3 separate regions of the Mus musculus genome follow, and regions 2 and 3 are each linked to region 1. The links are chromatin loops, found by intact Hi-C in ENCODE. Cell type or tissue: left cerebral cortex. All regions are shown on one strand.

Region 1 (8,000 bases):
GGATGCTGCCAAGCTTCCTACCATGATGATAATGGACTGAACCTCAGAACCTATAAGCCAGCCCCAATTAAATGTTGTCCTTTATAAGAGTTGCCTTGGTCATGGTGTCTCTTTACAGCAGTAGAACCCTAACTAAGATACCAGAGTTGTGGTTGGGGGTTGAACAGAAATATCTATAGTGAGAATGTGGGGCAATAAGTTTCTATGCTAGGTATGTCAGGATGGAGTTTCAGGAGTTTCCTATGGTGGATATTTCAGGGTGGAGGGCAGGATAGGGTTTTTTTCCTAGTATTGGCTAAATCTTGCCGCCAAGGCTTTACAGGGCTTGCTAGGTGGAGACTATGCCTCCACTGCTGTTTCTGACTACCCGACCAGAGACCACCAATAATGAAAGGGGCTTTCTCTCAGCCCGAGGGACACCTAGCACACTGGAGCCCAGACCAGAGAGGGCAGCCTCGTCTACAATGAATTCAGGCAGCAAAGGAGAACAGAAGTCCTGTATCCATCCTGGTACATCTTCCTGTATTCATTTGCAGCCCGTATAATATCAGAATCATACAGTTGGGGTTGTCATCCTGAGCTATTCCCAGGTTGTCCAGAAGAGGGCGCAAACTTACGGTAACCTCAGCAGAAGGAAACCCAAATTTGCCTCCCTTTTCACCTGCTGCTTAGATACATCAGTGTCAGAATCCCATGAGCACTTGCCACACGTTTTCATGATAGTTTTGTTCATTCAGACAAGCAAAGGGAGGTTTATTAGTTGAAAATTTACACGCATGACAGTAGCAGGTAAGACATTGCCCGGTGGTCTATTTTTATTACGGCGCCTTCAAAGCAAAGCCGTTATTCTTCCGGATAAAATCCCTGCACTGGAAGGTAAAACCAGGCTGAGTTTATTCAGTCAACCTTGGTTGATCTGAAATCAGGAAAGACACAGACAAACTCGGCAATGTTAAGTACTACGTAGTGGAATGCAAGGCCCTGGGACTTGGGGGGAATGCCAGGAAGCCACTGTCAGAGCCTAAGGTATCTATGGGGTCTTTATCAGGAGCTCGGTATGGGAGTAGATGTTGGCAAAGGAGCATTTGGGCTGGTTCTGTTGGGGAGTTGCCCTTCAGACCCAGGACACAGCATGGACAAAGGGCTTGATGTGAGGAAGGTATGGGAACTGTGTGCCCCGAGTTCAGTGTCCAGAGTCCAGCGCAGGGGCCGCGTGGACGGAGTGGTAGAAGAACTTAAACGAAGATTTATAGGCAATTCCAAAGAACCTTCTAGAACATCTGCTAAGGGGTTTGCATTATGAAAACGAAAGCACATTCTCTGTGGCCAAGGGGGGAGGGTGCAGGGGAGAGAGACAGGTTGTGTGGTGTGTAGCGCTGTGGTTGTTAGAGCATGGAGGCTGGATCAGGAACTAAAGGACTGTACCAGTCTGGATGTGGTAGGAGTGGTACCAGTGTGGGGTGATGCCAGTGACCTGGGCTAAAGTAGCATCAGCCACAGAGAGGGACAGAGGAAGAGCAACCAGGGTTGATGTGGGGTTTTACAAACCATCGGCTGATAGCCAGAGATGTGCAAGTGGGGAGTTCCCTGTGTAGGGGGGTTGTGGACAAGAGAGACAAGCCTCTAGGGCAAGCCTGAGCGTAACCGCGGGGCTTCTGTGAGCAGATGGAAGGGCAAGAAGCTAAAGAATGTAGTGGCCTGCAGGCAGAGGAAAACCAAAGGAGAGGTCTAACTCCTGAACGCTGTTCCCTGTCCTCCTTCCCCCAGGTTTTATAGAACACAAACTTACAAATGCCCAGTGCATTCTGGGGCAAGGGAGTAGGCCATACTGGGTGACCGTTTAGCGGAGTAACGGGAGCGGGGGATGGAGGGGAAACAAAGTTGAAGATATAAGTGAAGGGCGAAAGAAAGTGGGTAGCAAGCTAAGTGTAGCGAGAGTAGGTAGGTAGGTAGATAGATCAATCGATTGTTTGATAGATTGATAGATAGTGTCTGTCTGGTGGGCACACTGGAGTAATAGACTATGCAATAATACGATTTCGGAGAAGTTATGCAAGTTCCATCTTCTTTACTATGAATGGGATGCATATGGGTTTGAGAATAGCAGGAAAAGCTATCCAGGGAAGCTGAGAAACCCTGGCTAAGGTAGGACAGGGTGATGCAAGGCCCAACAAAACAGGGTTAACTTCCAGTAGGAGGCACCCCTTGCACTGCAGGAATAGATTGATTCCTTGGCATCATTTTCAGATCTCAGATATCACTATATGCTGTTCACTAATGCTCCCACATAGGGTGAGTGAGAATTAGGAATGAGGCTGTCAAATATTTTCATTCTGTAAAATTAGGGCACAGAAATTGAGATTGAAGCCTTGCGTTCATTATTCAATTGTGTCCTTTTCAGAAGTGGCTTCTTCTGAGAGAATGCACGGCACCATCCTGCCTGGAGAACTTCCCCAGGTCTGCCTGTGGATTAAGGTGGGATGCTGCACGAACTGATTAACAAGGGTGCCTTAGAGTTTCTGTTGTGAAGAGACACCAGGAACATAGCAACTCTTATAAAGGAAAGCATTTAATTCTGGCTGGCTTGCAGGTTCAGAAGTCTACAGTCCATTATCATCATGGCAGGAAGCATGGCAGCATCCAGGCAGACATGGTGCCAGAGGAGCTGAGAGTTTTACATCTGAATCAGCAGGCAGTAGGAAGAGAGAGTGACACTGGGCCTGGCTTGAGCATCTGAAATGTTAAAGCCTGCCCCCTTGTGACACACTTCCTCCAACAAGGCCACACCTACTCCAATAAGGCCACACCTCCCAATAGTGCCACTCCCTGTGAGCTTATTTAAAGAGTGTCACTCTTTCTTCCTGCTGCCTGCTGCTGAGTCAAGTGTAGAACTCTTGGCCCCTCCAGCCTGTTTGGCGCTATTTTCATTCAAATCACCACAAGTGAGGACTGGGACCTTTAGCATCACCACCAAGAAGGTACTCTTAGAACAGCAGCATCCGTAGCCCACTGGAGATGGAGAGCTAACTTTCTCATCCTCCAGAGAGACCTCCCAACCTTTGAAATAAATAACTAGATAAATACAAAGGACAGAAATGGCGCTTACAAGGCAAGAGAAGTGTCCAGATCAAAATCAGCAAGACAAGGAGACGCTGGTTCATGATGTTTTATTTTTTTTCTTTAAAAAGAGATATTTTAGTTCCCCCAAGAAATCATCTAGAAGTGTTTTGGTCACGGAAGAGTGAGTGCCTCTCCGCGGTTGACTTTTATTTTTAGCCACCGTCTCTCAGGAACTGGGATTACACCCAGCTCTCCTATGCCTCTTTCCACTCCACAGGGCTGCCTGGCAGTTTGGTCCCATGAGAAATATTTAATTTGTCCTTGGGCGTCAGGAGGGAGTGAGCGATCTGTGTGCCTTGTTATTGAAAATCTGAGAAACACAAGCAAGGATTTAGCAGCAACCAGGCTAAGCCAACAGTTGAAGGAACACATGGCCCATTTCTAAAGAATCTAAGACAAGATGCTTCTCCACACCTACCCTCCTATTGAAGCCCATTCATGCTCATGTTGAGTAGTACAGACGATGTCTGCTAACAGCGAGTAGTCGTTATATCTCCTGAATTCAGGGTTATAGCTTATACAAGAAGTGTTACGTGACATCCAATAAATTACCGATACTTGCAGGGCTTCTGTTGCTAATCCCTAAGTCAGTGTGATGGCTATAAGCTGCACCAGGACACAGAGCTTCCAGCCCTGCTCTGAGGTGCAGTGGTACACACGACTCTGTCTGTCTGTCTGTCCATCTGGAGCTATGCACAGAACACTAGTGAGATCTCCCTGGCATGAGCCCTGTGGATCATCAGATTCTCAGCCCTAGCTTCATGTTAGAATTCCAGTCAACTTCCTTCACCGTGGGAATATGTCCTAAGGCCTGTAGTGAGTGCCGAATCTATAGATGCCAGCAAATCTTCAACACCCACTTTACTAGCACTGACCCTTAGTTTCCATTGACAACTTGGTGTGTCACTTGGAATCATCCAGGAGACACATCTCTGGGCATGCCTGTGAGGATGTTTTCAGAGAGGTTTAGGTGAGGAGGGCGACCTCACCAGAAGGTGATGTGGAGGGTCACGTCTGCAATCCCAGCATTAGAGAGACTGAGGCAGGCAGACCAAGACTCTGCAGGACAGCTTGGGCCTCATGGTGAGTAGGAGGCCAGCTTACTATCCAGAGAAAGACCCTGTCTGAAGATAGAAAAGCATTTGAGAACAAGAGGAAGCTGAATTCCTCTGGGGTAACACTCAAAGAAATAGTACCTGGTTACTTCCCAGACAGAAGAACTTTGCGGTGACAACATGGCCTGGCAAAAAGGTTAATGAACAATGCAAAAACTTGAAGCCTCTGGCTACATGGCAGCAAACGGCTCATCTTCTTTCTCAGGTTTGAAGTGTAGTAGTTGAAATAACAGCCAGAGGCTTTTCTTACTGTGTAGCTTTATCACCTTGCTTTCTAATTGCACGTGTTTGCAGTTTTAGGGCCCCCGGGAAGTACTCACTGAAAGAAATTAGCAATTTGTAGGGGCTGTTAGAAGTGAACGCAGTTGTTCACATGCAATACCAAAGCCAGCCACGAGATGGCGGTAGAGCTTAAAAGGTGAGCGGGGTGTGGAGGCTTCTACAGGAATGTATCCCTTTGCCCTGTAGGCTACCACTCAGGCGAGCAAATTGGGTAGATATGTTATTGTTACCCGGAGGCATCTTCTCTTGTGCCTGTCAGGTGAAGGGTGCCACTGGTCTCAAGTAGATATAATTGGGGTTCTAGAATGTTCTTTGCCTTGAACGTCGGGACTGGTTTGGTGAGTCTGGAGGCTCATGGGAGTCCTCTAGCCATCTTCCTGGGAGGGGAGGCCCTGAGCTGTTTGGCCAGAGAGGGGAGTATCTGAGCAAGGATGGGAGAAAACACGTGGGCTTTGGCCAGCGTGAAGAGAAAGGCACGTAGGAATTGGCTGAAAACAGTAAGTGCCCAAACATGTGGCTCAAAAGTACAACAGGCTACATGAGAGGCCTGGGAAGGGGCCCCCAATACAACTTTTAAGTCCCCTCTTCTCCACGGAGCCATCTTGCATGCCTGGAACCCCCCTATAGACTAAGTGTTCACTTACAACGCATTTATTTTGCTGCCCGTGACCTTCTGGCCCCCTCTGCTGTGATTACCCCAGCTCATTTTTTGTGGAGATTCTGCAGATGTCCGGAGAGAGGATGAACTTCAAGCCCCATGAAAACAAAACCACAACCCTGTTACTTAGCACAGGCTGGCCTTGAACTGGAACTCCCCCCTGCCCTTGTCTCCAGGGTGCTGGGGCTGCAGACGTGCACTACCTCAGATAAAAGCATGCCGAGAGATGACAGCAGAGTCTGTGGCCATTGTTATCCCCCTACGCATCCTCCCTCTCCCTCCTCCTCTCTTCGTCCCTCCTCCGCCTCGCTCCGATTTTAGTTTCTCAGCCCACATTGCACTGTTTGTCTGTTATAAAACAGCCGCTGGAGCCACAGGGCCTTGTCTGGCTCAGCGAGGAGCTATGTACACCCCTTTCACCTCTCAAGGTCCTGGACTCTGCTTCTAGCTGAGTTTTAACTGCCTGACATTCCAGTTCCCTGCAGCCAAGCATGGTACTAAAGTATGAAATGCAAAGTTCTAGAAAGGGTGCTTAAGCTTTAAATAACTTCCGGTTTCGCTGAACAATCATGTGACCTGTAAAATGGATGACACTCCTCACGTTATTCACCCCCACCCCTCGCCCACATGTTCCATGTGCTGTTAGAGCAGCTGAGAGTCCTGAGCCTGGCAAATGGCTTGTTCAGGCAGGGTGAGTGAAAGGTTAGACAAGAATATGTCAAAAGAGCCCCCTTTTTCCATTCTCCAGTTGATGGACGTCTATGCTGTTTCCAATTTCCGGCTTTGAAGAAGGGAACTACAATGAATATGGATGACCAAGTGCAAAACACATCTTTTTAAAGGTTCCCTTGAAAAGCAGGTAAAACAAGGACGTAGCTGCCTGATTTAGAAAAATTCTTCTCGAGCTTTTATTTCAAGGAATGAAGATAGGGTTTCTATCGGCCATCAAGAAATAGTATTGGAAGGTGGGGGGTGGGGTGAATGGGGTCGTCGCTTACTCTGCAAGCGTGTGTGTGTGTGTGTGTGTGTGTGTGTGTGTGTGTGTGTGTGTGTATGCAGGTTCAGATACTCAGCACCTTCGCTAAACACCAGCTCAGTCACACAGGTCTGCAACGCCAACTCTGGGGCACAGAGACAGGAGGATGCCAGTCTAGCTGAAGCAGTGAGCGCCAGGTTCAGTGAACAAGCCGGTTGAAGCATAAGGCAAAGAGAGGTAGAGGAAGACACTGTGAGGTTGACCTCTCGTCTCTCTGCGGGCAGGCATACGTGAGCATGCACATGTACACATGTACTCACCCCTCCCCTGCTACACATAAGAAAAAAAAGAACTGAGCCTCAGTGTGGGCCATACATCACTATCAGCAGTTGGGCTGCAGCAGCAGATAGGCAGTCCCATCAGGCCTTCGTGAGGGAGTGGGAGGTGGGGGGCAGGTAGTGGATAATACACAAGTTACAGTCGGGAACGGGAGTGAGCTCTGGCTTTTCTGGCTGCACAGATAGGGAGAGGTGACCCGATCGTCATTTGCAGGGACGATTGGCTGTGATTAACAATAGGGCACTGTGTATTTCAAAACTGCTGCCAAGAGAACTCTGGATGTTCTCAGCACAAACAAATGCCTCGTGTGAGGAGCTGAATGCTCCCACGACCCTGGCATGACAGTCACAGTGTGTCTGTGTACCACTGCCGCAGATGGCAGCCTGCAAGTACAGGCCAACCCAAACTAAATGAAAACAAATAAACCCCAGAACATGGAATAGCCAAGAGGTTACGGGGTGTGGGGAGAGGGTATTAAAGACAACTAAAGGGGGTTGAAGGACTGAAAGTATGGCGGGTAGTTTTAATTTTCAAAGCCAGTGATTTACATATGCCTCATTTTGAAGGTGAGGTCTTACAGATTTCTGAAGTGGAGTGGAGGTGTTAGCTCGATAGTTCTCTCTCTTTCTCCCTCTGGGGGAAGATCGCCCTAGTCAGTGAAGGAAGGCCTCTAACAGGGAATAAGTTTGTCCTGGGGATGAGGAAGTAATGAGAAGGGAGGTTGGCGAGAGGCAAGAAATTGCACGAATCAAGTTATAGGTCAAGTATGACCCCGTGCATGAAGGCAAGGGCTGGGGTTTTTCCTCTTTTTCTTTTTCTCTTTCTCTTTCTCTTTCTCTTTCTCTTTCTCTTTCTCTTTCTCATTCTCTTTCTCTTTCTCTTTCTCTTTCTTTCTCTTTCTTTCTCTTTCTCTTTCTCCTTCTCCTTCTCCTTCTCCTTCTCCTTCTCCTTCTCCTCTTTCTCTTTCTCTTTCTCTTTCTCTTTCTCTTTCTCTTTCTCTTTCTCTTTCTTTCTTTCTTTTTTTTTTTTTTTTTTTCCGAGACAGGGTTTCTCTGTATAGCCCTGGCTGTTCTGGAACTCACTTTGTAGACCAGGCTGACTTCGAACTCAGAAATCCACCTGTCTCTGCCTCCCAAGTGCTGGGATTAAAGTGGAGAAAGAGGAACGCTCCTCCATTGTTGGTGGGATTGCAAGCTTGTACAACCACTCTGGAAATCAGTCTGGCGGTTCCTCAGAAAATTGGACATAGTACTACCGAAAGATCCAGCAATACCTCTTCTGGGCATATATCCAGAAGATGCCCCAACCGGTAAGAAGGACAAATGCTCCACTATGTTCATAGCAGCCTTATTTATAATAGCCAGAAGCTGGAAAGAACCCAGATACCCCTCAACAGAGGAATGGATACAGAAAATGTGGTACATTTACACAATGGAGTACTACTCAGCTATTAAAAAGAATGAATTTATGAAATTCCTAGCCAAATGGATGGACCTGGAGGGCATAATCC
Region 2 (8,000 bases), 140 kb after region 1:
TTAGCTGCAGATCTCGAAAACATCTAGATTTCTGATTTGAGGACCCCCGGCCTCCCTAATGTTTGGGGAGCCCACTGAACCCTGCCAATCTAGGATTCCTGGAATGGAAATCAGCATCCTCCTCACCCGCAGGCACACGTGACCCCAAGGAGAAGCCATCGCGTATGCTGCCACCTCCCATGTGTTTCCCAGTTATTCCAGCTCTGGAGTCTACACCACCGTCACTGCTGGTGACAATTCTGACCACTCCACCCCCAGCTCCATCTGCTGCAGCTACCAGGCTGCCTTGTAATCTTCAAGCCTCCCACACACCCTGCCCGCTTCCCTCCCATAAAAGCCAAGAGTCCATCATCCTCAAGAAAAAGTGAATAGAGATCTTTAGCCCCCATGGTGAACTACTGCTTCCTTTCTTGATCTGCAGCATAGCTGGAAGAGCCTGTCATGGAGTAAGACTCAGAAACGGAATGCACTGGGGCAGAGGTAGCCATGTATAAAGTCAGGTGCTATGTGGGGTGGAAGCCTCTCTCTTCTCCCCTCTCTTCCAGCTCCATATCTTCTAGCCATCTAGCTACTTGTAGACCCAGAACAAGCTGGAGGTGTTAACTAGCCTCTGTCCCTTCTTCTCAGGAACCTTCTTAGACCTCCTGAAGTGACAGACAGTAGCAATGCTGCCTCTCTCCTCTTAGAGGGTTGGAATTAGCCATGGTATCACTTTTGCCAAAATCAAACTATGCTGCTGAGCCTGCAGACCTAAACAAATCCTGCAGATAATATCCAGCCTCTCTTGACTTTAAGAGCATAGGCTCATACCCAGAAAATGGAAGCAAGAGGCTTGAAAGCACTCAAGGTTACCAAGAGCCACAAGCAACACAAACAATTCATAAGAACACTTGAGAAAACCCCCCGGGGGGTGTTGTTATTATCAGTGCCCAAGATGAGCTTCCCATCATGCCCAAGGTGGAAGATGCCAGGATTCTAATGTATCTCCTTCATAGCTCTGTTTCATGACTTTCCCGAATTCAACTACCTTCCTATTTAAACAGGACCATTGTCCACCTTTTCGATGTGTTCTCTGGGATACAGCCATAATCAAGTCATCTGACTGGATATCTTAAACATTTCATGAAAAACACAAATTATGATTTAAACAAAAAAGAAAAAAGAAAAAACTCTCCTACCCATCAATTTGACAAAACCATTTAAATTCTTTGGCCACCTTAACAATGGCAAATGTTCTAAATGGAACCTGGACAGAAGAGCAAGCATGTTAGAGCTTAATCAATTACCTTGAACTAGGTAATGAAAGCACACAGTCTGCCTTACTTTCACAGAAGTGGATGGAAGTCCTTGAATGTGCACTGAGGATTCTTTAGAAAGCAACTGAGCTCATTGAGACCAGATAAGACAGCTACACAAGTGGCCCACTTATCTCAGAAGCCCATAATCCAGTCAGATGGTACTCAGCTAGGTCAGGGTGCCCTGAGATCGCCACAAGTGTAATAGTTGCCTGCCTAACAATTTCCAGGTGGGAAAGCATCCCTCAGTCCTCTTGGGCATAAGCTACCGACACAAGCAGTTGGGAATCATTTGCTAACAAAGCTCTCAGAGATAGGCACCCAACACTTGTTTACACCTCCAGGACTATAGATTTCTCTAGTCAGTTCTGGAATTCTGGCAGCACTTTGGTAAATGTTATCAAGTTGGGAATGTTAGTGAATGAAGTTTCAAGACAGAGCTCTTTCAAGCTGTTGGAACTGATGTTGCACTGTTTGCAGCAAAGCAGCCTGAGGGTGAGGCCCCCCCCTCTTCTCCCTTTGTTACCTTGAGCTCCTTGACTGTAGAAGAACCTCTGCGCCGACTCCACATCCAAGAGTCTGTGAGCAGACTCAACGTCCAGAAAATAATCCATTTTGGGATAATCCATCTTCAATGTTCAGAACAGGATTTTGAGAGAAGGCAATCACTTAGCTCTCTATAAAGGGGGAAGGGGAGAAAGACACAGTATTTCAGGATGTCAAGTATGTGTATTCCTTAATTTAAATGAGAGTACGCCATTATCATATTCCAACATTTGACTGACATTTCTAATGTCAAAGCCCCCACTGCCAGAGACTTTGTATTGCATGAGAAGATCCAACCTTTAGTTAACACCAATTTAAAATAATATATTCTGCCTGCAAAAATTAAAATGATTCACGTTAAAGAGGAATAACATACTGTTCTTTCCTTGCTGTATATTATCTGACAAAAGGTATACTTTTAAATTCATGTACCTCTAGTTTTTAAAAGTCTGCCCGATAAAAGGCATTGGAAAGTATCACCCTACCTGCAAGTTGCTCTTCAATTGATCCAGGGGTGTCTGGTGTCCCCTCTAGTAGAAAGCATCCCCTGGGAATCCGATCCTCCTCTCATAGACACTTTGCAATATAGGCTGGCTTGTTTGCTGTACAAGTGCCTTGAATTCCTTAGTCTTCAGCCATTCCCTTCAGCACATTCTATACAGTGCTACTGGCTCATCTGCCCATGCCCGGTATAGGCTGTTTTTGATACAGAACCGTGGTTCGTGCAGCAGCGGCAAACATCACAGCCTTGCCGTGTTTCCTATAGCATGCACTAGCCTGGCATGAAAACCAGCCAGCCCCTTCTCACGGAGCCCATGCAGTTACCCCTGATACTGGCACAGAAGATCTATCTCTATTTCTGCACTATTATATTTCAAAGGAGGAACAAGAGGAAGTCTTTAAAAATCAGATTCTGAAGGCTAAAGCAATCACTTGCTTCCTAAGTCTGCACACTCTCATCTGAGAAACCAAGTCTGATAAGAGGAAACTTTAAAAAAAAAAAATAGCCAAAGGTACCCCAACAGCAAAGAATACTTACTGTAAAAACATGTAAAACCAAGGGCCGTCGATAGAACAAATGAGCAGTTTCAACCAGCTGCCTTCGATCTTATTAAATATTCCCAGCGAAAGTAAACAGTTTTGATTATCTGATTAGATCAGTGATGAATAATGTATTCTGTCCACTGGACTTTCTCTATCAGATAAAATGGCCAGAACAGGTTACCTTAGCAACCGAAGGTGACGCCAGTTCCAGCCTCTCCACGCCCTCCTCTGCGAAGGAAGGAAATTACCACTTTCCCATGTAAAACTTTGGCAGGGAACCATCAAAATCTACATGAAGATTTTGCATCATCCAGGGCCATTCACAGTCTACTCTCCCACCTCTTAAAGCGGAGATCTCACCGGTTATTTAAAAATCAGAATTTCTGCTTTAATAATCTATTTTTGCGATCTCAAATCCCAGTCTGCTTTGCAGTAAGAACAAAATACATGGTAAATGATTAAACAGTGGGGAGGTCTGTAGTGTTTAGACCATGTTGGAGCACCTGTCTCTATCTTTCTGCTGAATGGGGTAGGGTGATGGAGAAAGGCTATTTAACTGGCAATATAGTATGTTCAGTGAACATTCCCATTATAATTAATACACAAAAACAGTCACCGGCACCTAGGCTGAAAATAACTCTTTCCTTCTGTCCCTAGAAACAGCTTAAAAGCTGTCTGAAATTTCCCATATTTTGAAAGCCGCATTATAACGCAGACCCTCTGGGAGACAACCCCTACCTAGCCCACCCAAGGCAACACAGCCAGAAAGACGCACGAAGGGAAGAATTCTCAAAGTTAGGGGATACTCACCAGCACTTGTGCCCCCTTCAACAGGACGCTGTCAGTGAGCGGCGGGCAAGCTGAGCAGGGCTGCTGAGCCTGTGAGCCCAAATGAACAGCTTCTAATTTTCCCTTCAATCTCCAGTCAAGAGCACTGGGTGGAGGGGAATGATGGATCTGTCGGGTTTTATATTGTGATGAAATGCCCCCTCCCCCCAAAGCCGGGATCTAAGTGGGGCCGCTCTTTAGAACGCATTAGCCTGCTAATTTAAGAAAATTGAAAGGTTTTGTTTTACCGTCTTTTATGTGTTCTTTTCTGCTACCCCCTCAATTTAATTTGCATTTAAAATGATTCTCCTGTCTCCTAGGCTCTCCAAGGTGTGGAGTACTTGCTAATCCTGAAGGCTGCTCCTGGTAGGATAGGGTTTGGTGCCCTGCCATTTCCTTCTGAGCTGCCAAACAAGGTGGGCAATTAAAAGTGCGAGCTACATTCTGGAGAGAAATACAGAAGGCTTTCACTCTCCCTCTTTTTGTCTGTGCATGGTCAGATCTTCAAAATGCCCAAATGCTCTCTTCTTTCCTGAATGCAACAGATTTATTATCTCCACAGCAAAAAAGATGCTTTGGTTGTGTCCCTCACATTAGCCTGGTATGAGATCCTCTTACTGCTCCCCAGGAAGGACTTGTAAGCATGAGACTTTGAGATATGTTCTTAAAGCTGTAATGTTAATCCAGCCATGCCCCCGTATGTGTTTTCTGTAACCTTCTTCCACCTTGTATGGACCAAGCAGAAGTGATGATTAGTACAGGGTAGTGGGTAGCATCAGGATAGGATGTTAATACAAGAGAAGCCATGCTTGCTTGCAAGGACTTGGAAGGAAGATCAGACTCCTCTTGCCCATGTCCATAGCTCAGCCAGAGGACAAGTGCTAGAGAGTGACTGACAACTGACTTTGAAAATTGTCCTTTCCTTTCCCATTCTACCTTGCCTTTGGTGGGTTAAGGGGTTGTCTCCGAAAAGAGAAATCAGGGAATGCCTTGCTGACTATCTTGTGGGTCAATAATAGGGTGGGCTCTCCCCTTCCATCAGAGAAAACCGGGTACCAAGTTAGTGCTATAGAGAGATCAGCCTCGTGGGAGACCTAAATGTAATGATCAATCAGAAAGGCCTTGTAGAGAAGGCAGCTTGGTCTCTGAATGTGCAAAGCTTTGCTCAGACCCCAGGCCTTTGAGCTTTAAGGTTGCATTGCTATTCAGCCCTCAATAGAGACAGGTGAACACTTGACATTTACAAGAAGAGAAAGCTGTCTTCTGGTTCTTTTCACTTACAGTAGGGTGTGGGCGACAGGTTCTAACCCTCTATTGTGCTTCTACTGGAATTATAATGACTCATAGGTGACAGAGAGAGACACAGGGGGAGGGGGAGTGGAGAGAGAAAGGAGAGAAACAGAGAGAAAGGGGAGAAAGGGAGATTAAGTTGAAAAACATCAGATACTCTGTTAAGTGCAAATGAGCCTGGGATGGAAGATGATGCTAAATAGGACATTTGAAAAATAGATTGTGTTCCTGGAACTGAGAGTGGGTTTGGAATTCAATAATTTCTGGAGTCCTGACCAAGGAAAGGAAACTTGAGTTGCTTTATAAAATGCTGGGGCTGGGGAGATGATTCCGTGGGTAGAGCGCTTGCTGTGCAAGCATTCGGACCCCGAGGTTGAATCATCAGTGTCTTCATAAAAGTCAGATAGGCTAAGGCATGTCTGGAGTGCCAGTGTTCCTAAAGTGAGATGTAAAGTGGAGGAGACATGAGACTCCCTGGACTCTGTAGAGCAGCTAGCCTGGTACACACAGCAGCAAATGACAAAAGGACCCTGCTTCAAACTTCGCCTGGAGTTGTCTCTTAGCCCCCATTTATATTCTCTCTCTCACTCTCTCTCTTTCTCTCTCTCTCTCTTCATCTCTCCTTCCCTCCCAAGTAATGAAAGCGATGTGAAAAGGCTATGATTTTTCTTAAATGGTAAGATTTTAACTTTTAAAAAGCAATGATTTGGGAAGGAAAAGACATTCACAAAAGGGACTTCATTTTACAAAATAATCATTATATTTTCAAAGTATAATCGGACCACTTTCTAAAATTGACTTCCCTCCTTCTTTCTTTTTGAGGCAGGTCCCCCCCCCACCCCCCCGTGTAGCTCTGGCTGTCCTGGAACTTGCTTTGTCAAGACTGAGGTGACCTTCAACTGGAAAATCCACCTGCTTCTGTCTCCCAGGTGCTGGGATTAAAAGCATGTGACACCTTGCCCTGCTCTGAAATAGAATTTGAAAGTTGATGATTTCATTCTTTGAGGAGACTAGATTATATACAAGAACATTCATGTTGTGAAGTTATCACTTAACTACTGATGTTCATATGGTGCAAGGACCTGAGCAAACTAGACAAACACTCTACTAGAGAGTTGTGTCCCTAGATCTTGATTTATTGAGCTGTGTAGTTCAGGCTAGCTTGGGACCCTGTGTAGTCAAGGTTGACTATGAGCTCCATATAGCTTAGTCTGGACTTGAACTCATGATTCTGCTGTCCTCCTGTCTTATCCTCCAGGGTTGGGATTTTACTTGTAAAGGTGGGGAAGCATAGAAATTGTCCAAAAACAAAGTCAAGATCTGATCAGTTCAGAAGTATTTTTTTTATAACTTTTACCTATTTAAAAGTATCACTAAGTTTATTGTATGTCACCATATTGTTCTGACATACATTACAGAGTAGCTGGTGATGTCCCAGGCTAACGTTCATAAAGCACTGGACAATTTAACCAAAAGCATCTCAAGTTCAAGCGAAGTCAGACAATGTCAATATAACCATGTGACATATACATAGAAGTTAATTTATAAATCAAAAAGAAACCAAATCATATGAAAATATAAGGTTATAAGGGGGGTCAAACAATTTGGATGGGGTCCTGAAAACCTTTCTGTTTCCAGTTTGGTGGTAAGAAGATAGGTCTGCAATGTGTATAAAAAATGTAGAAGGATTGCATTGACTTGAAACAGAGATATACGCCAGAATAAATCCCAGAGAGAAGTAAAGACATTAGCGGTGTTAATTTCCCCTTGGCTCTACACTCCCTCAGTCTATTGAGGCTGTGAGACCCAGCCATTCAGAAAGAGAAGACCACGAGAAACATATTCTTCTTACACCCTCTTCTTGGTCTTTGCTGGGCTCGGGCAGGGTTTAACAGGCTTACTGTGGTTCTTCTCACAATTGTACAGTGGCCTTCTTTACTCGGTTCTCTCATTGTATCATAGAATTCTCTAGAAGACCCTGTTTAGACTCCAGGAAATTCTGACTGTTGCCTGCATGAAACCTTGGGGACATTTTCTTTGGATAATAAACCATGTATACACTTAGAAATATTAGAATATCTCTTAAAGTAAAATAACATCCTGGATGCCTTGGCAGAGTGCTTCGGTTGAGGGCCTTAGGTAAATCACTAGCTCGCTAAACAAGTATGGCTGTCACTCCCTCCAGATATGTAGGAGATTGGTTTCAGCAACCCTCATAAATTTCAGAATCTTCAAATTCTCAAGTCTTTTATATCATGTGATGAATTATTTTTATATAACCTACACACATCCTTTTGAGTACTTAAAATTTCCCAGGTAACCCATAACACCTAATACAATATACAAACTATGTGATAGTTCTTATGCATTATTGCCTAGCAATATTTGATAGCAAGAACATCCCATACATATTCAGTACAGCTACATTTTTTTACACTGGATGTTTTGATCCACAGTTTGTCAAGTATATAGATGGGCCCATGGATACATAGGTTGAATATCCATTCATTTTTATTGAGTTGACCCTCAGATAGGTACAGTTCCAAAGCAGTAGTTTGGGGAGAGGGAGATGACTCGCTAGGTAAAAGTACTCATGAGGATTGGAGTTTGGATCCTTGCTTCCCAGGCACAGTAGCCCATCTGCAATCCCAGCACGCATTACGCAGAAACGGGAGATCCCTAGAGCAAGTTGGCCATCTAGATGAGCTGATGGATGAGCTCTGGCTTCCAGTGAGAGACCTTGTCTCAGTATGTCAAATGGAGAATGTGTCCGAGAAGATTCCTGATGTCAACCTGACCGCCACACACTTGTATGGACACATATAAACATGCATGTGCAACAGTGTGTACACATGTGAAAAAATATACATTCACATGTGCAAAGGTGGAAAGATATACATGCACATGTGCAAAAGGTGAAGATTTAATAGAATGGTCTGCCAGAGAGGAGACACTGTTCTGGCAGATCATTCTATTATAATCTTAACCTTTGACTCA
Region 3 (8,000 bases), 250 kb after region 1:
GCAAGGGGAAGATAGCATATTATTTTAATGAAAGGGTGTGTGCGTATGTATGCATGCCTGTGTATATGTCTGTCTGTGTGTGCATGTGTGAGCATGTGTGGCCGCATGTGGAGGTGATTGGGTATGTGTGTGAGTGTGTACATGTATTTGATCTTCCAAATGGAGAAGAGCTAAGCTTTCACACTAAATCCAGTGAGCAGAGGTCTTCACACTAAATCTGATCGATATGCAAAAGAGGATGGAGATAAAGACCATAAGTTTTGAGTGAGGTTGGAAGGGTCTGGATATGTGTGGTTGAAGAGAGGAGGGGCGAAGGCCCTCTCCTGGGAGCCAAGAAGTGAGGTGGGGAAGACAGCAATAAACTGAATATTTCCATGCCTCTTTCTTCTGAGGAATACAAAGTAGTTTGTCTCTGGTCGGTGAGTAGCTGCAGGGTGGTGTTGAATGGTTCAAAGATCAAACTGTGGTGTTTGTCACTCTGGAGAACTGCAGGGACCGTGTGGGGGTCCATTTGAGTTGGAAATCATTAATGGCCATGTGTTGCCCCAGGCTACGGCATCTCTTGTGAGTCCTTGCTTATTCTTCAAAGTTCATTTTGGCCACGTTTTATTGGACTCTGCAATCTGTGATAGAAGCTATCCCAATATTTTACCAATGTTTTGAATCTCTAGACTTGAATGGTTAGAGTATATAACATACTTGATAAATGCTTGTCCCAGGGATGGAATACCATAATCTAATTTCTAGAGGAAATCCAAGGCTAATTTAAGTAAAAAAATTAAGCCACTGAAATTAGTTTCCCCTTCTTTTGTATATTCTTTTCAACCTGGTTTCTGCCTCTGGCCATCTTTGCTATCTATTTTTACTATCTTTCTCCCATGTCTACCAGCAATTGCCTCCATCTTTGAAACAGTCATTTTACCTGGTACGGTGATACACAGCTAAAATCTTAGGTCTTGAGTTCAAGGCCAGCCTGTGCCTCTCTAGTGAACCCTAAGCTAGCCAGGGCTCCATACTGAGACTCTGCTTTAAAAAGAGTCAAAGAGTTGTCTTTGCTCTCAGCTAGGCTGTCATTTCCTACCGGAGCATGGCCCCCATCACCAATCTAATGGCCACAGCACTTACAGCATCTCTGTTAATCCCTTCATCTAGCTTCTCAAGGAGAAAGCCAGATTTTCCTTCCTGGGAATCAGCTGACTTTGCCCACTATTTGGGAAGGAAATGAGGCCTTGGCATGCTTCTTTAGTACATACCAAGTACATACATGCATTTGATGGGCATCCATGGTGCAAGGCACAAATTACATACTTCTTTTCCTGACTGCACAGTAAACCTCCACTTTGTGGCAGAGCCTTTGTTTCTTATCCCTACTGGAGCTGGTGTTGACAGGAGAGATTCGTGAGGATTCTCTACAGTTCTGTTACATTTATTATCATCAGCACTGAGCCAATATTCCTTTGCTTTTAAATACCCATGGGAAGTCTAACACCCAGTGATGACATTCTGCCTTTGTGGGCTTATACCAACAGGATGAGAGGAACCACCTACCCAGAACAAAGACATCTTAAATCAAGAGCAAAGCTAAGGCAACAGTGGAATTTCTAGGGGCCACCAGAGTAGGTTTCTTTCTGCCTATGCTTAGGTTCAGCAAGTCATTCTGCAGGGCTCGTCCCTGGATATGCTGCAACGTTATTGAATAACGCTGGGTGGTTCTTCTAGCATTTGGAAAGGTGACCATCTCAGAACCAGAGAGTTAATTTTTCCTTAGAAGCCAAGTCATTCTTTTTCTGTTGTTCATGAATAAACTAAATGACATCCTTTGAAACATTTTTTAAAAAAGATTTATTTTTGTCATATGTATGTGACTACACTGGAGCTGGTGTTGACAGGAGAGATTCATGAGGATTCATGAGCTGTCTTTGGACACACCAGAAGGGGGCATCGGATCCCTTTCCAGATGGTTGTGAGCCACCATGTGGTTGCTGGGAATTGAACTCAGGACCTCTGGAAGAGCAGTCAGTGCTCTTAACCACTGAGCCATCTCTCCAGCCCAAATGACGTCCTTTGGCATACTTAGGAGTTCCTGGTGCCAAAACAGAGAACGTTCATTCTATCTATCCTTCTAAGTCAATTTTTTTTTCAAATACCTTTATCTTGGTGAGTCCACCATTTATCTTTTAGGAAATCTATGGGAACTGGCAAGTACCCAGGCTGGGTGTGCTTGAAGGATGCTGAAACCTGCTCACTTGAAGCTTCCTTCCCTAAGACCTTCCCACCCAGATCCATCTTTCCCTTTGTCGGATCCACAGAGATGGTACAGCTGGTTTTTAATCTGATCTTACCCAGGGCTATTCACCCACCAATAAAAGTGAACAGCCACCCTCCCCTATACCACCTGTTCTTCGGTTGTTAGAGGGTCCTTTGCTTCTTTTGCTTCTGTTTAAGTTTTTCTTTTCTCTCTTTCCCTCACAAACCAGTATCCATCAGAAGGCTATGCCCAAATTAAGATTTTGAAGAAAAGAAAGGAGGAGAAGGAAGAGGAAAAGGAGGAGGGGGGAGAGGAGGAGGAGGAGGGAGGAGGGGGAGGGGGAGGAAGAGGAGGGAGGAGGAGGGAGGAGGAAGAGGAGGGGGAGGAGGAAGGAGGAGGGAGGAGGAAGAGGAGGAGGGGGAGGAGGAGGAGGAGGAGGAGGAGGAGGAGGAGGAGGAGGAGGAGGAGGAGGAGGAGGAGGAGGCTGCAGCAGCTCCAGCAGCCGCTCAGGAGCACAGGCTCCATATCCTATGGTCTTGTGTTTAGGATAAGGTTTTAAGAAACAATGATTTCTGAGCTGAAACCACGTGTAGAAGAAACAACCTCAGGAGAATTTTGTGAAAATTGCAACATGCTTGGGATGATTGGGCTTTAACTTTGTGTGATCATCAGTCCTAAAAATAGTTTATTTTCTCTTGCTAATACCGTTAGAGAACGCTGATAAAGTCAGCTGAGAGGGTCGAAAGAGGGAAGCTCATAAATCACAGCATTCCACTAATTCAAAAAGCCACAAACTCGCATATTGGGAAATAGCAAAAATTACAGGCCACAAATTCAGTGGTATGAAAGGATAGGAAGTTTCTTACGGAAATCTGCCTGGTCTCTACCTAAATCAACTCTGTAAAATACTAGTTCGCATATACCATAAATTCATCTAGTGTGAAAAAAAAGAAAAGAAAGGCGAGGGAAAGCCCAGGCTTGTTCTCCAGAGTCAAAGCAGCAGGGCTGGAGACTGCCTCTGTACAGAAATGTCTGTCAAGACTGGCTGTGGAATTTGAAGCCTGAAGGAGAAGCGCAAGCATCTGTAGTTCCAGCGCCCCCTACTGGCGATAGGAGGTGGCGACAGGAGAATCCACAGAAGCTCACAGCCAACTAGCTGCATGAAGAGAACCCAAGTCAAACAAGGTGGAAAGTTGATATCAGACACCCAGAAGCTGTCCTCTGACCTACACATGAACACTCGCGCACACTCACACGTACCACTCACGCAAAAAAGTTTAACAGTAACAATGATAATGATAATGGCCCACCAAAAATCTACCCATAGAACTTTGCTCCAAGCGAGAGACTGGGGCGGGGCTTCCTCCGCTTAGGGATGCCTAAGAGGACTAGGAGCCTCCTGCCCCAGATTTGTGATGCTCTCAGTCTTGGTCTGATAAGGTGTCTGCAGTGGGTAGTGGTTAATGCAGAGGCCTTAAGTGTCAGAGTGCTGAGTGTAAATGGATATCAGTGCTTAGCCACGGATTGACCATCTCTATGGCTCTTCACCTCTGCCCACCAAGGCAGAGACAGAATGGAAGTTGGGGGTGAGAGAGCCAAACCGTGGGGAAGAGTGCTGTCTGTGGACATGTGTTTCTGATGCACAGGCAAACTCACAGGAGCTAAAGATACTACATAAGACCTATCCAGGACCAAGCCAGTTCCATCTTGGATAGGGGAGAAAGTACTGAGACCCCACCCCTAGCTGAGAAACGTTTGTCCAGAGCATCTCAGCAAATACTCTGTTTCTTCAGGCTGAGGTAAAAGGCGGAGACTACACTTTCAAACTATTTCTTCTAAAGGCATATGTTTAAAAGCCTGAACTCTGAAAAGCATAGAGGCATTCCACCTTGCTTCTGATGCCTGCTCCTTTGGGGTCCTCAGAGAGCACTGCATTTTAGCACCTAGAAAGAACTTCAAATAGAGTAAAAATATAATACAAGAAAAAGTATTGTTAAAAGTGTGATGTATCCAAGAGAGCCAATAAAACATTTACACGTGGTGGTTTACAAAACAGCAATTAAAAAATAGAGTATTGCCAGCGTTTTTGAAATCACCCTTCGTTCCTGTAAAGCTCAGCAGTGCAGTCCATCCTCTGCATCATTAGAGCCAGCTACTGTCTTTAATTTCCTGTGCAGTTTCTACTCTGAACCAGTTTTACTTTACAGGTTCACTCACCCCCTATCCTGTGTGTGTGTGTGTGTGTGTGTGTGTGTGTGTGTGTGTGTGTGTTTGTGAGAAAGAGAGATAGAGAGAGACAGAGAGACAGAGAGACAGAGAGACAGAGAGAGACAGAGACAGACAAAGAGACAGAGAGACAGAGTAAGACAGAGGGGGGGGGGACAAGCAAGCTGCTTTGGGGAGTCAGCTGACACTTTCATGTAATAAGTAGAGAGAGCTGTCATTCTTTCTTGGATGAGAACAGGCTGTTCTTTTAGGGGGAAAAACACCTAATAAACTATGATGTGTTTTTCAAATATTTAACCAGGGAGAACATCAACACGTGTATAAGGGAAGACATTTAGGAGGAAACCCAGCGCTAGAATTCCACTCCTCGCCCCTTTGTGCCCCACTTCCTCCTATTTTGTGGTCAACACTCTATTATGCAGAGCCTCCTTGAACCACTAATGTTCTAAGGAAGTGCTGAGTGACGTGGGGTTTCCCACACAGGGCAGTCCTGCCAGCCAGGAGGTTTTGGTGGGAGAGGCATCTTGACAAAGCTGTTGTCCCTCAAAACCCTGTCCCTTTACACCATGCCCCATCTGGGGTATCCCAGGGCCCTTGCTCACTTTCTATCCTCTTGTACATTTTCAAACAAATCCTCCCCCTGGATTAAGCTTAAGATGGGACATTTAAAATCGTTTCCTACCAAACTGTCGACAAGGCAAAGAAATAAAGGGATTTGATGGTCTCTGAAAAGGAAGCAGACAGTGAGTGCAGTTGGTTGGTGTGAATTAACTCATTTGTGTTCTATAAGGGACTTAAATGTAAGCAGGAAGAATGACAGTCAGCTGGTATCCTGCATCCCCATCACTCGGTTTTAGAAACAGAACTTCATAGACAGGATTAGTGAAACTTCATAGATTTTGATGGCTGCATGTATTGATGTCTGCTCCAGAGGTAACCAATGGCGTGTGTTTTAGGTCCTTCCGTCTCTGGCTTTCTTTTATAACACACAGATGCAGTCTAAGTCCAACTTACCTTTTGACTTGGGTGGGAATTTATATACACGAAATCCTCCTTACAGTTGTGCTTTCTAAAGCTTCTTTTCTTTTGACCCAAACTCTCCTTCAGGTGTCGCCTTATATCAACTCACCTATACACAATCTTTGGTATTATGTGGTATCCCTTTGTACAGATTAACGTCTTCCACTTCTTATAGACATCCCATTGTTCTGAGCATAAGATTACCTCAGAGAGAGTGCACAGGAGGGTTCAGATGGAAATCTGGGGGTAGATTTTTTTCCCTGTTACACATACTCAAGATTCTTAGATGATAAGCTCAAGCTTGCTAGGTCCTATTCTTTGAATATTCAAAATTCTGGGGAGTCCAAACCTGTTTGCCAAAGTTTTGAACATATATAGGCTCCCGCCAGTCGTCACTCAGCAACCTCAGGACATGAGCTGAAGCCTGGCGCTTTGCTGTTTTGAGTCTGGGGAGTGTGGATTGGAGCCCTCACAGTCCTGCCTACATACATTTCTCTCTTCCTTGAAGAAGATAAGCATCTTTGTGTTCTGAGCCGTGCATCTCTTTCCTTGTCTTTGTAATTCTTTCTGGGGACTTTTTGCTGATTTGTGTGTGTGTGTGTATGTGTGTGTGTGTGTGTGTGTGTGTGTGTGTGTGTGTGTAGCTTTTTCTCCTTTTCTTTAACTTCTTGAATTTAATTCATTGAAACTCATTAATTACAAGAGGCCTAGGGATAGGCAAGTATTTTAGCTTATGTGTATTTTATTTGCATCTGTACATTGTAATATACTATAACCCCATGTTCTTGCTTCGTAGGATATTATTTCACTCTCCTAATGGACCTTACTTGTGTCCTCCATTTTAAAATCATTGCGGTTCTTCAGCATTTCATTTCTAGGTAGGTATTTTTCCCTTGTGGTTTTGTGGTTTGGGCTTCCATATTTATGTTTTCAATTTCTGAGTTCAATGCTTGAAGCATTTAGTGTAAAGAGAGAGTATAATCAAAGGTTTGAAATTGTAGATGTGACATGTATGTGTGTATATATGCATATATGTAAGTATATATATGTATATACACAAACATGAGATATGGTATTATATATATGTGTGTGTGTATATATGTACACACACACACACACAATATCTTATTTTTATTTTTATGGACCTCAAACCCTACCGCTGTGATAAGTCAAGTTTCTACTCTCTGTGGATTTCTTCCTATGTTTCATTTCTTTCACTCTAGCTTTATTTATCAATGCGCAACATCATCTTATTAATATGTTTTTTACTATAATTTTATACGAAGCCTCTATGCCTAAGGGACAACTTATTCTTGTTTTTCTTACTTTCCAGCTATCCATTACTCTTTATTCTTTCAAATAAGTTTCAAAATCACCTTCCTTATGTCCCATGAAGTCTTGTTGGAGACAGAACTGCAATGGCATTACCTTGCAGGCTCCTTTGAGAAGAGCCCAAGTATTATACAGGTACTGTTACTGAAGTATACGACATAGTTTCCATTAGCTGAGTCCTTTCCTAAGCGAAAGAAGTTTTCTGTATTCTTTATATATGCCTTGTGGCTATTTGGTTAGATTTTTATTAATGCACTTTATATAATTGATCATTTTGCAAAATAAACATGCTAAATTGCCCTTCCTCTTTGAGTTTATTTTTGACAACTTCACACACGTCTAACATACCTGCTCATCATTAACACCCCTCCATCCCCCTCTCATTCTTAATTGGTCCACTCCTCCAAATCCCTTTGCTACAATCATGGCTTGGTTTGTGGTCTGTTTTTTGGGTTTCCTTGTTGGGTGTTGTCGTCGTCGTCATCATCGTCATCGTCGTCATTATTGTTGTTGCTGTTTTTGTTGTTTTGAGATCCCCTGAGCATTCACCAGGTCATCTCTGCGATCGAGGGCCTGGCAGGACGCTCCTTCATGGATTTATCTGAGTGTTTCTGCTATGTAGAAAAGTAACACACTCTGATAACTGATTTACCATTAGTCCTTACTTTGAAATGGAACAATTGCTGATGTCTCGAATTTTCACTGTAGATAATGTTATCTCTTCACAATGAGAAGCTGAGACCGGGAATACAGTGTAATATTAGAATTTCACCTAGCTTTCGAGAGCCTGGCTTCTAGCCCCACAACAACAACAAGATTAATACTGAGAGACTGATTCTTTTCCTCAAACCTTTTAAAATGTCTCTTTTCTTTCCCTTTTGTATACACACTTGGGACTTGTATTACACTAAGGAACAACTGAGACTGACTATTGTGGTCATTACAATAAAAAGAAAATTTATATCTTTATCATTATGGATGATGTGTGTACTCTAATTTTATAGATTGGTTTTCTCACAATAAAGACATTTTGTTTATTCCTACTTGATTGATAGTTTATTTTCTTTAACCATTGGCGATGTTTACATTTTATGGGGCGTACACAGCTGTAATTTTACAGTTTAATCTTGTTTTAACTCGCTAAAGCAATTCATTGCAGTAACCCTGAGCTGTG

What was found. Hi-C counts contacts between places; a loop is a spot of excess contacts. Peaks named below come from ENCODE experiments on the same cell type or tissue, not always from the same donor. Only the 100,000 strongest peaks of a DNase experiment are listed, where the experiment ranks them.
Region 2: a loop joins it to region 1, with 7 times the contacts of the local background. A loop is called at or near these places in 3 of 42 quality-filtered maps.
Region 3: it touches region 1 in a loop (5-fold over the local background); 5 of 42 quality-filtered maps call a loop at or near these places.

Annotation. Positions count from the first base shown.
Region 1 is chr13:42,819,409-42,827,408 of GRCm38, reverse strand. The region is part of intron 3 of Phactr1 (phosphatase and actin regulator 1); the gene reads right to left. Among named protein-coding and RNA genes, the nearest start is that of Phactr1, 140 kb to the right of the region's middle. In left cerebral cortex, CTCF peaks have their summits at 592 (motif pointing right) and 4,627 (motif pointing right); DNase peaks (open chromatin) are centred at 5,485, 5,782, 6,649, 6,754 and 4 more places; H3K27ac peaks cover 3,961 bases.
Region 2 is chr13:42,676,622-42,684,621 of GRCm38, reverse strand. Phactr1 (phosphatase and actin regulator 1) reads right to left here and starts at 3,823. Exons shown (of 14, transcript NM_001302635.1): 1 at 3,696-3,823; 2 at 1,822-1,972. The coding sequence starts at 1,924. In left cerebral cortex, no CTCF peak of the experiment used is centred here; DNase peaks (open chromatin) are centred at 2,547, 3,129, 3,837, 4,064 and 3 more places; H3K4me3 peaks cover 4,390 bases; H3K27ac peaks cover 4,755 bases.
Region 3 is chr13:42,571,247-42,579,246 of GRCm38, reverse strand. No RefSeq gene overlaps it. Among named protein-coding and RNA genes, the nearest start is that of Phactr1, 110 kb to the left of the region's middle. In left cerebral cortex, CTCF peaks have their summits at 1,922 (motif pointing right) and 3,343 (motif pointing left); a DNase peak (open chromatin) is centred at 3,338.